2 separate regions of the Homo sapiens genome follow, and region 1 is linked to region 2. Evidence: chromatin loops called from intact Hi-C (ENCODE). Cell type or tissue: sigmoid colon. All regions are shown on one strand. Links, peaks and the distances in the headings refer to the core of each region. The heading gives the core; the rest is flanking DNA. Region 1 has its middle 59 kb from the start of PARVA. Region 2 holds the start of TEAD1 (TEA domain transcription factor 1).

Evidence for each region. A loop is a pair of places that touch in the nucleus more often than their neighbours do. Peaks named below come from ENCODE experiments on the same cell type or tissue, not always from the same donor. Only the 100,000 strongest peaks of a DNase experiment are listed, where the experiment ranks them.
Region 1: a loop joins it to region 2, with 3 times the contacts of the local background. A loop is called at or near these places in 6 of 110 quality-filtered maps.

What each region holds. Positions count from the first base shown.
Region 1 is chr11:12,314,874-12,322,873 of GRCh38, reverse strand. It overlaps a transcript of MICAL2 not described here. Among named protein-coding and RNA genes, the nearest start is that of PARVA, 59 kb to the left of the region's middle. In sigmoid colon, for the core only: no CTCF peak of the experiment used is centred there; DNase peaks (open chromatin) are centred at 3,643 and 3,990; H3K27ac peaks cover 675 bases.
Region 2 is chr11:12,668,637-12,678,614 of GRCh38, reverse strand. It overlaps TEAD1 (TEA domain transcription factor 1), which reads right to left and starts at 4,194. Exons shown (of 13, transcript NM_021961.6): 1 at 3,781-4,194; 2 at 3,054-3,206. RefSeq lists enhancers at 976-1,555, 1,739-2,552, 2,553-3,367 and a silencer at 4,203-4,502. In sigmoid colon, for the core only: no CTCF peak of the experiment used is centred there; DNase peaks (open chromatin) are centred at 2,534, 3,224, 3,744, 4,344 and 1 weaker place; H3K4me3 peaks cover 4,325 bases; H3K27ac peaks cover 2,570 bases.

The sequences.
Region 1 (8,000 bases), core at 1-8,000, 350 kb after region 2:
ACCTGAAAAAGACATGGGAAGAACACTCAGTAAATACTAATAGCATGATTTTTATAGCATTCGTATATTATTATATTTTAAATTAGCATGATTATCACATTTTACTAAAATCTATTATGATTTTTGTGTGTAGGAGTATATATTATACATACACACACAGACATTCTGTATCTACAAAATAAATGTTCAAATTGGGCTATTTTTACTCGTTTGCCTTCTCTGAGCATACACATCAACTTTCTGTATACTAGGATGAGGATTAGAGCATGCTAGACATTTCTTTTTAATGCTGGAATAAATAAATATGAAATTTAAAAATTGTCGTAGCTAGCTTGGTGCCTACAGGCTATTTTTCTGGAATTCTCCTTAGGACCTAAAATCCTAAAGATCTTCATCCTTGGAAGAAAATTTTACTCTCAGAACTCAACTTATTCCATATCATGTCATCTCTGTTTCCATGAGATGACTACCAGATTGACTGTCAATCACTCTGAATGGGGATTCCAGACCTTTTGGACGGGGGATTCTTCATGGGGCAGCTAGGATCTTTCTGGAAAGGCTCTAGGGAAGAGGTGGTGGGGATCAATGGTAACTGTCATCCAGAGATTGTCTAACTTAGCCTATATGGAGTCAGTTCATTTATTAACAACTGCCCCTTGAGCTTCCATTATACTAACCTACGTAATAAATCCTCTCATTTACCAAATGCTATATGCCAGATACTGTACTAATTATTTCACATGTATCATCCCATTTATTCCTCAAATTGCACTTACATTATAGGTAAGGAAATAAAAACTCAGAGAGGAAATTAACTTATACAAGATGATGCAATTATTAATAGGCAGAGCCAGGAGTTAGGCACAGGTAGCCTGAATCTAGTATCCACATTTCATTTGGTCTATACTGCCTTTCCTTGTGCCAAATACCGTTTAGACACAACAAGGACCTACTCTACTTTTCCATAGTGGGACTATGGAAAAGAAATGCCAATGTTCCCCCTAAATGAAGACCACTGAATGCAATTCCCAGGCGAAAGGTGGGGGGAATTGCCTCAACAGCATCATGTGGTCTTAGCGCTTCCCAGCAGCAAAGCTATCAAACTCTGACTCTTTCTCAAGAGTCAGCAAAACAGAACCTAGAGGAGGAAAGAAAGTCATGTATTGCCTTTTATTAAAAAGTTGCTGATACAGAAAAGAAGAATGCTTCATTAATAAACACACAGCCTTACATATACAAGGCACAGTTCTTATATCCTCACTGATGGTGATGATGCAGAGAGGGAAAGACGCTAAGGGCTAGGGAAGAAAAGATGCAGAAGCTTGGCAGAATCAAAGACAAGCTGCTGCGTCTCTTCCTGCCTTAGTCTCTTAGATCTGGGTGTGGTGTGGGAGGAGAGGCAGTGGGGAGCAAGGGTGAAGCAAAGGGAAGAGGCCAAGAGGACACATCCTGCCTCGTTTCCTGTGCAAAGGTTCATTTGAGCTGTCATGGTCTCCGTGCCACCTGGCTGGGGACACACCTGCATGGGATAGAAGAGACAAAGAAACCAGAGGACGAAAACCTCCTCTCTTTCCTTCAGTGTGAGCCCTCGAGAACTTGGAAAAAAGAAATCTTCTTGCCAGCTTCCCTTAGTGTAAGAGTGGGCCAGGTCAGAAGCCAGGTGAAGCGGGCATGCTTTACCACCTGGCAAGCTGACGTGATGGCGGGCTCTGTTCTGGGCCAGCAGGAGAACAAGGAGCTATTTGTGAGACTGGTCCTAAATACCACCGTCTTGCTATTTCAATATGTTTGGGCCATTCTATTCTTTTATTCTCCATGAGTGTCAAGATGGCTGATGCTGGGATCTCTGCCTAATTTGAATATAGAATTAACTCAGGGTCATTCAAGGGGATGAGAGGGGCAGTAAGAAAACCACAGAAATCAACACAAGACACACGGAATTCATTTGTGTTGAATACTGAATTAATCAGGGACACCATTGTTAGAAATGAGAAATTCATACATCTTTCTCCCTCAACTCTCTCTGTCTCTCTCTCTTCTCCCTCCCTCTTTCTTCCTCTCTCCTCCCCTCCCCACACCACACCTCCCAGACCCCTCCTGCCTTGCTCCAAGCTGGGCCATGGGGAGTTGGAACCCCAGAGTGACTTGAGATGATGTCAAATCTCCTAATGCCAGATATAGAAAAGTTGAGTGTAAGTAAATAAATTTGGTTCTCCTCCTCCCTCCCCAGATCCTCACTACTCCAAAAAATAAACACTACCAGAGCAGTGAACTGCTTCTCTTTCTACCCGGGAAGCATTTTAGGTCCAACCATTCAATAACCCCTGCCACCCCCACCCCACCAAGTACTCTACTGTCTCAGTGAAAACGCTCCAGCTTCAGTGGATAAAGAAAACAATGATGGGCTTTGGTTATGGGATGTCTGTCTCTGTGTATGTGACATACAGACACATTTATAAACATATAAAATGTTTGTGTTTTTTTAATCTATGGATATGAGAGTTGTTTAAAGAGTTCTCCAAAAACATTAATGTTCATTGAGAAAAGAAGTCTGCCATCTCCCCAGCTGGCACGGGGCTTGTCCCTTCCACAGCAGAGATCTTTGGAGTATCCATGTCTAGATGCAACTGCATGGTTCATTTCATATTTCTGATTAGAATAAACATAACATTTTCCATGCAATCTGCCTCTAGTGCTTCTTAAATGAAGCTGTGCTTCCCCCAGGGAAATATGCATCTGCTTGTTGTAATGTTTTCGATGGTTTGCTTGTTGGACCACATATTAAACCCACTTTAAGAGCTGCCATCACCAAATGGTTTCAAGTAAATATGTCTTTTTTTTTTCTCCCAAATTTGCGTCTGAGAAAGGCAAACTTCTACAAGTTTTTTTTAAAGAAGATAATTCTTTGGGTGTTCAAGGTAAAGAGAGCACTCTGTCAGATGCAATGAAACATGATCCTCCTAAGGAAACCACTGCAGCTGGAGCCCACATTGGTTCTGAAATCTGGATGGTAAGCAGCCCCCACCAGCCAAGGCCCTCTTTGGCTGGTCAAGTGTTGTTACCTTTAACTGCAAGGAAAGCTGGGGATCAAATTCTTCATCTGCAGAGGAGGAGGAGGTTGAAGAGGCAGAAGAGGAAGCCTCTGTTACCTGTGCTCTGAGGGGAAAGTTCTTGGAGTCTGAAATGGGAACAGAAAAACTCAATGAACTGCTAGCTTCATTTCCTGCTTTATGAACCAAAGCTGCTGCTTCCTCCTCCCCCACTTACTCTCATTCCCTTCCTCCCTGCCCTCCCCTCACTGCACCTGCCGTGAGCATGAGGCAACAGTACCTAAGGGCAACTGAAAATTTGGCCCTCCATGTTAATTACATTTCTGGGTCCCTGCCAAGAGCTTTGCAGCTCTCTTTTCACATTAAAAAAAAAAAAGAAAAAACCAAGGTATTATGCAGAAATCAATTAATTCCTTAAACACCATTTATATGGTGTGTTGCTCAGAATGCATTCAGAGATAAAATCTATTATTAAAATGCATGTCTGAAGTTAGTTGAGTTACCTAAATGCTTGTGTAAGGTTCGTTCTGCAGAGTAATTGAATGCAAAAAAGTTGGAGCCAGCTCTTAAACAAATCGCCCTTCTGCGGCTCACAGCATCTGGCACCCATTTTTACTACATGACATCTGCTCAGTGTAAAAGAGCTGGCGTCAGAATGTCTGGTCATAGAAAAAAAAAATCCCAAATGTAATCAGAAGCAAAAGGACTCTAAGCCTAAGGTTTTATCACATAGTCTCATGCAACATAAATATTTCATTAATTATGGCTAAACAAATGCCATTTTTATTTTCCCAACTTGCAGATGTTATCACATCATCGAAGTGGTGATTCAAATGCCAGGAAAGGCAGTTTAAGATAGGGATGGCTCAACAACACAGGGCCCAAGGGAGAGCCGAATTCGAGGAGATATGCCAGTCTCTGAACAAGAGGTAGATGGTTAGAGGCAGCAAAGTGCCCACGTTAACTAGAATCGCTCTGTGATCTGGCCGGGGACCATGTGTGATAAGGTCTTCCAGGTGCCACAGGAGGCTTTTATTCTTCTCAGCAAGAACATCTGCCCCTACACATCAACATGATGCAGAGTTAATGAGTAATAGCTGGATTAACCCACTCTGATTACTGAATATCAGGACCAGCTAGGACTCCACGATACGAAATTTACTAATCTTTATTTTGCTGTGGCTGCTTATGTCTGAATAGAAATAGGTGTTGGGTCGGGGGAAAGGAGAAGCACCTCCACGTCAACTAACATTCTCTCCAGCCTGCCTTTTCCTCCTTAAAATTTTCAACTATTCACCCTAGTGAGAGAGGCCAAGTTTGACAAAATAAGGGTGCTTTAGCCTCCAGGAGCACATTTACATATGTTGTTATTCAAAGCAAAATAATGCAAAACATCCCTGTTTTCTGGTTTAATTTGCCAGATGGAAAGCTCAGGTAAAGATAGAATCAGAGAGCAGTATAATAATGGGAGGAAGCATTGTTACTGATGAGCTGAGATTGTTTCCCACTTCTAGCCACTAAATGACCACTGAGTAATTCAGTCACTGAGTGTTCACTTCTTAGCATATGACCTTGAGGAAATAATTTTACCTCCTTGAGTTTCTCAGGATCATGATTTCTAACTTGCAGAATTGTTGTGGAAGGGTGGAGATAATCAGTGTAAAGTGCCTAGCGCAATGCCGGTATATTAGCGGTGCCTGAGTAAATGTTCTTATTGTTGGTAGCAGCAAGAGCAGCAGGAACCACGTGATCATCATCACTGATCTAAAATAACAATACTGCAACATTAGAAAACTGCCTATTTAGCCTTTGTTTATGGAAGAAACATAAACTTAAGTTGAAACTTCTTTTAACTTTCAAAAAATAAATATTTCCATTGAAATTTCTTTTGAAATTGAGGAGAAAATGCTTCCAAAGATAAGGCATTTCTTACACTTCCGGCAAGAAAGAAGTTATATAGTTGCCACTGAGTCTTTTTCTTGTTACTCTCTCCATTACAGAACCAACCATTCTAGTACTTTTTTTTTTTTTTGAGACGGAGTCTTGCTCTGTCACTCAGGCTGGAGTGTAGTGGCATGATCTGGGCTCACCGCAACCTCCGCCTCCCGGGTTCAAGTGATTCTCCTGCCTCAGCCTCCTGAGTAGCTGGGATTACAGGTGCCCACCAACATGCCCTGCTAATTTTTGTATTTTTAACAGAGATGGAGTTTCGCCATGTTGGCCAGGCTGGTTTCGACTCCTGATCTCAGGTAATCAACTTGCCTCGGCCTCCCAAAGTGCTGGGATTATAGGTGTGAGCCACTGCACCTGGCCTAGTACACTTTTCATTTGTAAAATCTTAAAGACTTTGCAGCATTGTTCCACTCTGGCTGTGTTAGAATGACTGATTCTGGAATTCATCTCCCAACACAAAGCACTGAAAATTAAGAAAAAATACATGAAGCATCTATTTTCAGGCACTGGACAGCAGGCAGTGCAGAACTGTGATAAAGGCAAGAACAGAAGCAAATGAGGAAAGTCCTACAATCACAGTAACTTTCTGCCTAGAGGGTCTTTCCAGATCACAGTACAGGTAAGAAGAAACTAAATAAAGCATAACAGATTCATTGAGTTGAAAAGATAGATGAAAGTTTGGGCAGGCTGAGACAGCTGGAATACGTGGGGCAGAGTATTGGAGAAGAGGGAGCTATGAAAAGAAGAAATTCACACCTAAGCATAGAAATCCCCTTGAGTCTATTGCTTATAGTAAACTATAGATACATAAAGAGAAACTCTATGAGGTTGGGCAAATAGCTGCTGGAAAGTTGTAGCCTAAACAATCTTGAAAGCTTCTTTAGGACTGAGAGATGTTCAAGTTCTACCTAGCCAGGGTAGAACAAAAATTTAAGGCATTGATAGAGACCACAGAAAAATCACGGGGAATGAATTAGCCCTAGAGTAAAGGTTATTATAGATTCACCTGAAAAAAGCTTAAAAGCAAGCCTTCAAAGGAAAACAAGTGATCTGCAAGTTACCCTACTTCTGCCTGCCAAATATTCTTTACTGCCTATTTAATTCCTTAATTAAAGAAACAAAACATAGACATGCTACAATGTAACATTCAGAGTCTGGCAGCTGGTGAACAATTACTAGATATGTAAAAAAGCAGGACAAGTCTGATAATCAAGAGAAAAATTTGTCAATAAAAGCAGACCCAGAAATGACAGATATGAGGGAATTAGCAGATGAGAATTTTGAAATAGCTATTATAAATGTGCTCAAGAACTCCACCAAAAAAAACTATTATAATAAATCAGTAAAGTTGCAGTACACAAAATTAACATAGGAAAATTAGGAGCATTTCTATACATGAACAACAAACTATCTGAAAAAGAATGAAAAAAATCTCATTTATAATAACTTCAAAAAAAAAAACCACCTAGGAATAAATTTAACCAAGGAGGTGAAAGACCTATACACTGAAAATCATAAAACATTAATAAAAGAAATTGAAGACACAAAGAAATCAAAAGATATCTCATGTTAATGTATTGAAACAATTACTGTCAACATTTTCACTAAATATATACAGTCAAAGCATTGCAATTAAAAAGAAGATATTGTCAGACTGGATTTTAAAAAAGCAAGAACCTGCTATATATTGTCTATAATAAATTCATTTTAAATATAAAGAGAAATTAAAAGTAAAAATTTAGAAAAACTAGAGTGTGATAACTCTAATCAATAAGAAAGATCATGTGGCTGTATCAAAGTAATTTGTGGACCAGGAATATTAACAAAGATAAAGAGGGACATTCCATAATAAAAGGTAAACCTATCAAGAAAATGAAACAATTTTAAATATGTGCACACTTGATTAAATTAAAGAAACAAAATACAGACGTGCTTGATTAATTAAATATTAATTAATTACAGAGCTCCAAAATACATGAAGCAAAAATTGACCAAACTGAAAAGAAAAATAGATAATTCAAAAATTATAGCTAAGGGGTATTAACCCTTTTCTCTTGGAAATTGATAGAATAAGTACACAAAAGTAAGAGTATGCGACTTGTACACGCTATTAAACAACTTGACCTATTTCACATCATAGAACACTTCACCAAACAGCAACAGATTATTTGAAAGCGCACAGGAAACATTTCCTAAGTTAGACGATATCCTTGGCTTTAAAACAATCTTGATAAAGTTCTAAGGAGATTGAAATAATGAAAACCATGTTCTCTGACCACAGGAGAATTAAAGTAGAAATTAGAAATTAATAACGGAAAGATACTCTGGAATATCCACAAAATATTTGAGAATTAAATAATACACTTTTAAATAACCCATAGGTCAAAAAAAGAAATCACAAAGAAAATTAAAACAATGTATTTTTGAGACAGAGTCTCACTCTGTCACCCAGACTACAAAGAAAATTAAAAGCAATTTGAATGGAATGAAAACACAACATATTAGAATTTGTAAGATTCAGCTAAAGCAGTGCCCAGAGGGAAATGTATGGCTTTACCTTGTTTATATTAGAACAGAAGAAAGGTTTAAAATCAATGATTTAAGCATACTGTAAGAAGCTAACAAATATGTATTAATTTCAAAGAAGTAAAAATAAGACTGACAATTGACTTTGAAGAGAAACAATGGAAGCTATGAACAATGGCATGATATCATTAAATGATGAAAGACAGTGCCTACTGTCAACTTGCAGTCTATATTCTAAAGAAATATCCTTTAAAAACAAAGGCAAAAGTGAAACGTTTTCAAACAAAACCTGGCAGAATTATCCTCAGCAGACTCACACTAAAAGGAATGCCACAGACAGTTCTCCAGGCAGAAGAAAACCAATCTAAGATGAAAGTATTGTGATGCAGAAAAAGATGAAGAACCACTAAAACAGAAAATGTGCATGAATCCATGCACATTCAGGACTGTTTCAAACCATAATTATAATAT
Region 2 (9,978 bases), core at 962-8,961:
GTCTAAATAAGGTGTCTGTCAAAAAGCTCAACCATGAATATGAAGTGCGTAGGATGGACCTGAATTACCTGATTTTATCACTTTTATGAATATGAAAGAATAAAATGTATCACTGATGTGGTTCAAACACAACTCTAGATGCAACTTAAATACCACAAGGTAATCTATGCCTTATTATAAAATAAGAAAAAGCACCATGCAGCTATAAAAGATTGTGCCAGCCATCAATCTGTCCCCAAGCAGCCCAGCAGCAGCACAGCCTAGGTTTGTCAAAGGGGAATAAGCTTACAATATATTTTTCTGGCTGAGTCCAAAAGTTGGACATTAGCAGTTTGCAGTTCCAGTCACTAAACTCCAAAGGGGCAGCTGTAACGCTCGCATTTAACAAGGTTGGCTTGCATTTTCTTGCAGTTCTACAGAGAAATCTGGACACTTCTTTTGGCCACATTCTTCAGTCTTTGGAGAAAACAGACCCTAAAGTTTTACCACTAAACAGATTCGACCTCTAAACACAGCTTTCATATTTATTTATTTTCCCTTTCACAATCTCTCTACTGGGTACAAGTGCCTAAAATGGAGCTTAAAAGTGTTATCCACCTACTGTCTGTATGTGAATATGGTCATTTTTAAGTCCACCAGATCATACATACAGTTATTTGCACCAACCTTGAGTGATAAGACACAATTTTCATTTGCAGGCAGCATAATTATGCTCACAATTAACACATAACACATGAGATTAGAGAGAAAAGTAATCCCACAAATGCCCAGGCTCTTGTATGACCACCACGTATGAGAGATCAATCCATTTCTGAAGCAACCAACCTTAAAATATTGTTAATGTCACAGCTCATTTCTTCAAAAGTCTATTTAATATTTGGGATCTACATGCTTTAAACTGTTCGTATTATATACTTTTCTGCTGAAAATGTAAGGACAAATATGATCTAAACACCGATGATAAAAGTATATTCTTCCCAAACGTTCCCGTTAAGAAATGCCCTCATAATTGTTGCTCTGTATTCTAAGAACCAACAAAACACAAAATTGTTTATAAACTGCTGAAGCTCAAGCAGGGAAAAAAACTCGAACATTTTTTTCCTTATGACTTATTTGTTCCTTTTTCTAAATAAAAGGGGACTCCAGTCTCCCAAGTGAGTATACTAATATATAATTCCTGCTGTATAAAGTAAGTGGGGGGAGAGAGGAAATGGGAAAGGGAGGAGGAAGCCGACTCCCCCCAGGCTGCCCTCCCAAACCCGCCCTTATGTGTAATTAGTTTGCTGCTGGGGCCTGGGCACACATTGTACCACAAGGCAAGGAAAAGCCTCTCAGTGAGAAATTCCTATCAGTCTGGCTCAAACTAAATTGGGATGTCCTCCCCCTTTAAATTAAATTTAATTAAGTATATGTCATGGTGAGTCCTGGTTTTTGTTTTGGGAAAAGAAAAGAAAAAAAACCCTCCAACCCTCCAATAATCTCTCTCAGGCATGTTCCCCGCAGTTCATTACTTTATAAAGGATCACACAGAGGAGGAATTTACAGATTCTTCCCTATAATTTTCTTTACCCATATTGTCAAAGCAAAGTGTCATACTGGTTTTGTTTCAAGCTCGTTTTTAAAAAAAAAAGTTCTAATATTCCCCTAAAACTGCAGATCAAATAATATTTACCATTAAAGTAAAAATAAAATAGTCTACCTTGGCATTTTGATACCATCAGCAAGAACCCGTAATGGATATAGCTTATCATCAGTTCATTTTTTATACCAACAATAAATAAAAGAATTGTTAACTGTTTAAAACCTGAAACCTGAGAGTTCAACATAGAGTTGCACAAAGAAACACTAAAGAAAAATATCTGTGACCATTTATGGAAACAGTGAGATTAGAAAAATAAGCCTTTCCCCAAAAATTCAACAATTCAAAACCTCACTACTGACAAAAGGTTCAACGAATCCATTTGTCTTTCCTGAGTCACTTTGTAATTAGTTCTACTATTTCCTTCTAAAGAGGAAAAGATTCCTAAGGAAGTTGGATTTAAGTCTAGTCCTTGTAAGCATTCAGATATGCTTGGACCCGAAGACCCTGCTGTTTACAGAAGCGGGGCACAAACCCAACAGTGAAAGGGTGAAGCACCGGGCGTAGCCTGAAGACTGTTCCCCAATCTGTGCCTCAGAGAAGCCCCTATCCGTAGAAGACCAGCAAGATTCACTGCAGCCTGCAGAGAAAGGAGCCCACTCCCGGCTGTGACTACACAGTGGATCACATCTCCCTGAAGGGAGGGATATGTCTACTCAGGTAACCATTGCAGGCAACCAGCGCACCCCAAGCCATCAGACCACCTGAACTTCCAAAAACAACCAAGGTGGAAAGCGGGGAGAAAGAAATCTGTGGTTGTTGTGAACTGATAAGGTTCTGCTCCTTTGCAATACGTGTAGTGTTTTTAGTATTTCTTTTTACTATTTTGAAATGTGGCAGGCTTAACAGACCTTTCTATCCCAAGACCTGGGCTCCTTCCAACGCACTGTTTTTAAACATGGCCTTTTTACATTCCCTGCTCCTGGAACATCATCTGTCTCTAAGTTTCCAGGGCTCACTGAGGTCAATTTTCATTTCTGCAAATCACAGGAAGCCACTTGCTTCTAAGAAGTTAACAAGCCTCCTGAGAAACGCTGGTGGCTGGTATTTCATTGTTTCATAAATATTTTTATATAGTGACACTATCCAACTTTAAATAAATCTTTTAAAAAAGGCAATTTAAAAGCAAAGAAAATTCTGATCTGGATTTCATTTATTTTCATGAGAGGGGAGGTGTGAGTCCTCATTGTTTTCGACTCATTAAAAATATTGCTTTGATTTTTTAAAAATACAAAAGTTATTTTTTTAAAAAGAAGAAAAGTCACAGAAGTTAAACTTTCTTTAAAGCGGGACTCTGGACTTTTGAAAACAAGTGTTGCTGTTACGAACAAAGACTAGAAGTGTACCCAGATTTTCTCCCCCCCGGGGATCATTTCTCTTCCAATCAACAAACAAATCCCCCAGTATTTCCTACCGAAAGGGAAGGGAAGTTTTCCAGGGAGAGTCTCCTCCTGGGTTTGGTGGTAACTGCGACTCAGTCTTTTTTGGACACAATGTTTCTGCTGACTCCTGAAAATTTTCCACTTGAATGTGCAATGAAGCGGCGGCGGCAGCGGCAGCAACAGTCCTGGAGAAGCGGCAAAGACGACCGTGCCCTTTTTCATCTTTGAGAAGAAGGAGCGAACCCCCCGCCAGCGGCACAAGTCTGCGCAGACCCGGGCCGGCCTCGGGGGTACCCGGCGCCGGGGGGCGGCGGCGAAAGCAGGGGGGTGCAGGCCGGCTCCGGGCTCCGAGGCGGCGGCTCTGCCCGCCCGCGCTCGCTCCGAACTTCTGGCTCCCCAGCGCACCCCGTCCAAGGCGCCCGAGGGTGTGTGCGTGTGTGCGCGTGCAGGCGGCGGGAGAGGGGGCGCGCGGGGGGCGCGGCGCGGCCGGCCGGGGGCCGCCTGTTGCCGCGCGGGCTCCCAGCGCGCGGCCCAACTTGGCGTCCTGGCAAGTCGCGCGGCGGCGCCCGGCCGCTCACCTCGGAGGGGGCGCGGGGAGGCGGGTGTGGGGGCCCGGCCGCGGCCCTCCGCGTGCCCGCCCGCCGTCGCACACAAAGCAGAGCCCGCAAAGAAAGAGCGGCCCGCGAGGGACGCGCCGCCGGCCCCCCGCTGCCCCGTGCGCCCCCCGCACCCCAGCATCCGCCCCGCGCGCCAACTTACCTCGGCCCAGGGAGCCACCGCAGCGCCCGGCGAGTCCGAGGCAAACTTCGGCGCCGCTTCCCCCGCCCTCTGCTCGGTGCCCGGCTCCCTCCCCGGCTCCCGGTCCCTGGGCCCGGCCACCCCACCCCTGCCTAGCACCGCTCCTGCCCCGGGGCCGGCTGGCGCGCTGGGCTGCTGCCCGCGCTCCGGGCAAAGGTGGAGGGGTGGGGGGGCGTCACTGCATGGCCTGTGCCTGGACGCGGCCGCCCCGGGCCCGGGCCCCGCCGCGCGGAATGGCCCGCAGGGTGGAAGCGAGTCTGCAAAGTGCTTGGTGGGCGCCCGCGGCGGGCGGCGGGGCCGCGGCGGCGGCAGCAGAGGCTCGGCTCGGCTCAGGCGGCGCGGCGCGGCGCGAGCGATGCTAAGAATGTTCGGAATGAGGACAGGAATGAAATGAACGCCAGGACCGAACTCGCTCCGGAGGGGTGGGGCCTCGGTGACGTCATGCGGCCTGCCGCCCGGGGCTGGAGGCGGGGCCTGCCGCCGCCGGTGACGTCATGGGGAATCGGGGCGGACCGGCGCGGCTGCTTCGCCGTTGGGGCGCGGGCTTTCGGCAGCTGGGCGGAGTCTCGCGCCCACGGGGGAGCGTGGCTCGCGCGGGAGCCGCCCTCCGTCTCCCGGCGCGGGCTCCGGGCTTTGTCCCGAGCCGGGGCGGGGCGGGGCGGGGCGGACGGGAGCTGCGCGGCTTGGAAGTCCCTGCGCTCGCGCGAAGAACTCTGGAAGCCTGGGTTTCTTCCAGGGGGCAGGCGCCGAGGCGGGAGTTGCGCGCGACGCGCCTACCGTGCCTCAGTTTCCCTAGTCCGGGACGCGGAAGCGCGGGTGACTGCGTTGAGTGCTCCCGGACTCGCGGAAGTCTGCAAGTGTAGGGTAGAGAAGTTGCCTTTCTGGTGATGCAGATTGTTGCTCTCGAGCGCGGTGGACGCCGTCTCCGGGCCAGATTCCCAGCCTGCCATTTCTTCTCTTCCCTTTCACTTTTATAAAAGTTCACAGCTCTCACTCAAGTCGAAATCTGTCTTACGGTTGGGAAAGGAAAACCTTTAGCTTAGCAAAGAAGGATAATTACAGAGTTCGTAATAAACCTGCCCTGCTAGCAAGGTCTTCTCCAAGTCAGTTAAAAAACTAAGTTCACTCATCTCTGCCGGTTGTACTTTTCAAAAGTAACTTCCTAAACTTTGAAATGCTGCATCCGGCGACTTTAAGTTAGCCCTTTCATTATTGAGAAACTTCATTTCATTATTAAAGGAATCATTTTAACCCTGCCATTGGAGGTAGTGACGCAAAAGTGACATAGACGCAGTCGGTAAATCAGAAAACGGGTAAAATCGACCCACTGGGGACAGAACCGTCTAAAGTTTCGGGTGATTGTTATAATTATTTAACAAACTGCAAAGCAGTTCCCGCACAGTGGACCTCATTCGTTCTAGGCACTTGGCTCTCTTTTCCAGCTGAGGCCTCAGGATTAAATAACAACATATTTTGTGCCCGAGGAATCCCTATATCCCTATATATGGGTAACTGAGGAGACTAGACTGTGACTGAGTGCAACACATTTCTACAAAACATAACTTTTACTAATACATTGTTTTCCTTTTTTTTAATTTTTTTTTTATTTTATTTTTGGAGACAGGATCTTGCTCTGTCACCTAGGCTAGAATGCAATGGTGCGATCTGGGCTCGCTGCAGCCTCGACTCCCTGGAATCAAGCCATCCTCCCTTTTCAGCCTCCCGAATAGCTGGAACTACAGGCACGCACCACCACGCCTAGCTAATTTCTAAAATTTTTTTGTAGAGATGCAGTTTCACCATGCTGCCCAGGCTGGTCTCAGACGCCCGGGCTCAAGCTGTCCTCCTGCCTCGGCTTCCTGAAGTGCTGGAATTACAAAAGTGAGCCACTGCACCCAGTCTTATTAATACATTTTTAATTTCAACTCTTGAAGTAATCGGAGTAACAGGCAGTTGTAAAAAATAATAATAAATCGTTTGTTCACTTTGCCCAGTTCTCCCCACTGGTAATGTCTTCCAAAACTCTAATACAGTATCACAATTGGGATATTGACATTGATACGATCCACCCATCTTATTCAGATTTCCTCAGTCTTACTTGTACGTATTCGTACGTGCCTGTGTTTAGGTCTATGCAATTTCCTGACTTGTGTAGGTACCACCACAGTCAAGTACAAGTGCATTTTATTTCTAATTCATAGGCAATGATAAGGTAATACAGTGAGGTTCACAATAATGAACCCAACCACCTTGGCACTGGTTTTTGGAAATGTGTTAGAAAACACATAATTAATTTGGCATTAAAACTGTACTAGGCATATCTCTCTCCAAATGTCATCTTCTAAAAGCACCAGATAAATTTCGATGGCAGTGCCAACCAGTTAGTAGGGTTTCTAAACCACTATTTGTTGGCCCAGTATACCTGGGCACCTTTCAGACTAGTTCCTGTCTTATAGCCACTTTGCAATACAATATCTCCCTCATTCCAGACTGAATTAAGGAAAAATTCCTTGGCCTGGAATCCAAAGTTCTTTATGACATGAGTGACTTTTTGACCAGTATTTTCTCCAACTTCTCCCGTGTGTAAATTTTTTGAGACTCACCTTAAAAACCTCTTCCTCCGGGAAGACTGCTAAACTAAATATTTCCTCTCTAGGACCCTTGAAGCTCCTTGCTCCAGATATGCTTCTTGTATTCTGTTAGTTACCAGCATATGTGTGTTATTGGTGTTATATTGGTGTTATATGGTGATGCCTACCTATCTGAGCCCCTGGAAAGTGGTCTGGGTCTCATGCAGCTAAGTATGCCCTGCCCAGGACATACAAATGGGAAGTGACTCTCATTGTCATCTCTCCACTCTTCCAAATGCTTTCACTCTCCTCAGCCACCTTGATCAATGCATAGGACCAGTGCATGGATTTAGGGCCCCAGCACCTAAGGGCAGGAACATTAAGTGCAACCCGCTAAAATGGCAGCAGATACCATATACTGCGTCCATGCTTAGCACTTGGCATTTTACATTTGCCATCTCAATTAGTTCTCACAGAACCTGTGTAAAGTAGTAATTAGTACCCCCAGTTTACACAAGGGAAAAACTGAGATGTTAGGGAGGCTATATAACTTGTCCATGGTCACATAGTCAGAACCTGAATTCCTTCCGACTCATGTTTATAACCTGTATTCATAACCCCTGACCTCTACTGTCACCAAAGCTGAAATGAATATAAATCAAAGCAGTGGAATGCCAGGCACTGATCTAAGTACTTTCCAGATATTACCTCATTTGATCCCCACAGCCACCCTATGAGGTGGTTACTATTATTAGTCTTATTTTATAGATGAACGAGCCGAGGACCGGAGAGATGAAATAACTCGATCAGGGTCATATATTTAGTAAGTGCAAAGCAAAAATTCAAACCCGGGCAGTCCAGCTCCAGATTTCATGCCCTTAGCCTCCCACTGTATTGTATTAGCTGCTCCCACTTAGCTATTGTATTAGCTGCCCACTGCAATGAAGGCAGAAGATCAACGTCCACAGGGGTGACTTACCTGGAGATGTAACAATCATGTATATCACTAATGATACAAAAGGGTTCATTTCCCCCCACCAGTTCTTACCAAGAAAGAAGCTGAAACAGTGGTCTACTGAGTGGTAACAAATCATGCTGAGACAAACTCTTGAGTCAGCCTGAAGCTAGGAAGGAGAGCCAGAGCCAATGGGTTAGAATTGACCCTAAAGTTGTACCTGGCTCCAGAAGATATTGCTTTGGAAGACAAGGAGAGATGTATTAATAAGGATGATACTAGTTACCTCTTTTCTTTTTTTTTTTTTTTTTTGAGACAGTCTCTCTCTGTCACCCAGGCTGGAGTGCAGTGGCGCCATCTAGGCTCACTGCAAGCTCCGCCTCCCAGGTTTACTTATGCCATTCTCCTGCCTCAGCCTCCCGAGCAGCCTGGACTACAGGCGCCTGCCACCATGCCCGGCTAATTTTTTATATTTTTAGTAAAGATGGAGTTTCACCGTGTTAGCCAGGATGGTCTCGATTTCCTGACCTCGTGGTCCACCCGCCTCGGCCTCCCAAAGTGCTGGGATTACAGGCGCAGGCCACTGCACCCGGCAGAAGTCCCACTCTTAATAATACACCAAAGAGAGACTCAGATGCATATGCACCAGGACACATGTGCAAGAATATTCACTGGACATTTTTGTAATAACCCCAAACAAGAAACAACTGCAATGTCCACTAGTGCCAGAAAGGATAAATGAATTGTGATGTAATCATACAATGGAATACTATACAGTGATGAAAATGAATGAACAACAGCTACATGCAATGACATGGGTGAATCCTTAAAATATACTGAGTAAAACGAATATGAAATAATCCATATAGTACAATTGTTTTTATATAAAGATTAAAAACAAGGAAAATTTAACAGCATTGTTAAAGATACATATTTAGAAAGAAGAAAAAAATTCAATAGAAGAACAAGAAGAATGGCCAACAAATCTGGGGTAGTGGTCATCACTACAGGGAGGGTGTTGTGATGAAGAAGGAAAACACAGGAAGGAGGCTTCTGAACTGCTGGCAATGTTTATTTTTGCCTGGTTGCATCATGAATGCTCACTGTGATTCATGAAGCTATGTATTTATTTTAAACACGCTTTTCTACTATTGTATTAATATTTCACAATTTTGGGAGGGGGAGACAAGGTCTCACTGTGTCAACCAGGATGAAGTGCAGTGGCGCCATCTTGGCTCACTGCAGCCTCCACCTCCCAGGCTCAAGTGAGCCTCCCACCTTACCCTCCTGATTAGCTGGGACTACAGGCATGCACCACCACGCCTGGCCAATTTCATGTGTGTGTGTGTGTGCTCCCCTACTGGTTTTGAACTTCTGGGCTCAAGTGATCCTTTTGCCTCAGCCTCCCATAGTACTGGGATTACAGGCATGAGCCCCCATGCCCAGCCACAATTTTTTTTCAAAGTTAAAAATACATGCTAAAGACAACTATCAATAATCACATACCTCCCATGCATCAAGGACTTCACTTGGTTGTGAGTCCTATCCCTTCTTACATTTTCATAGTCCTTTCTGTACACATTATTCCTCTCTCTTCCAGATCTTCAGCTTCTATACTTGATCCTTTTCATCAGCATTTAAATAAATCTCTTTCCCATCTTAAATACAACAAAAAATAACCTTCTGTTGTTCTGGCCTCATGCCCAGCTACTGTCCTCTCTCTTCCCTTTCATGGCAAAACGTCTGAGAGGAATTGTCTGGCCTCATTGCCTCCATTTATTTACCTCCTACTTATTTCTCAACCCTCTCCAATTGGGCTTCTGCACCCATCAGGAATTGCATTCAAACAGTGGTCGTTCTAGCCTTTCATGAGTGTAGTTAGTTCAGTAGGCCTTTCATCTACCATCTTACTTGTATTATTTGACATTATTAACCACCACCTCCCTGAGACACTCTGTTCATTTAATTCCTACTTCTCTGGCTGCTCTGTCTCATTTTGCTTAACTGACCTGGTCCCCTCTAGCGAGCCATGAATTTTGTAATTCTGGATCTTAGGCTTTCTTCTAGTTTCACTTTATATCCTGTCTCCAGCTGAGCTCGTTCACTCCATTGGTTTCAATTATTATTTTTTCGCTGTTGTCTTCCAAACATGCACATGTGATCCATCTGTCTCTCTCTCTCTCTCTCTCTCTCTCTCTCTCTCTCTCTCTCTGGAACTCCAGATGTGTATATCTGATCTCTTACATGATACCACCATCTGGGTATCTCAAAAGTATCTCAAGCAACCTGTCCAAAACCATAATCTTCCACTGTAAACTTGGTTCTCATCCAGTGTTTCCATCTCTGGGAAATCAGCAGAAACCTAGAATGTTAGGCTTGATACCTCCCTACCTGATAAATACCCTTCAAGAGTGTTCTATCATGTTTAGAAAATAAGTCCTTTCTAAGGCCCTTAATGATCTAACCCTCCCCTACCCCTGACACCTTTTCAAGCATCTTGCACCTCTCCCTCCCAACACTGTGTTCTTCCCAAACTAGATAACTCCTAATTTCTCAAATTTATCATTTGCTCACAGGGCCCTTGTTTGTGTTGGTATAGCTCCTTAGAATACTTCTCCCTCTTCTTGAGCTAAT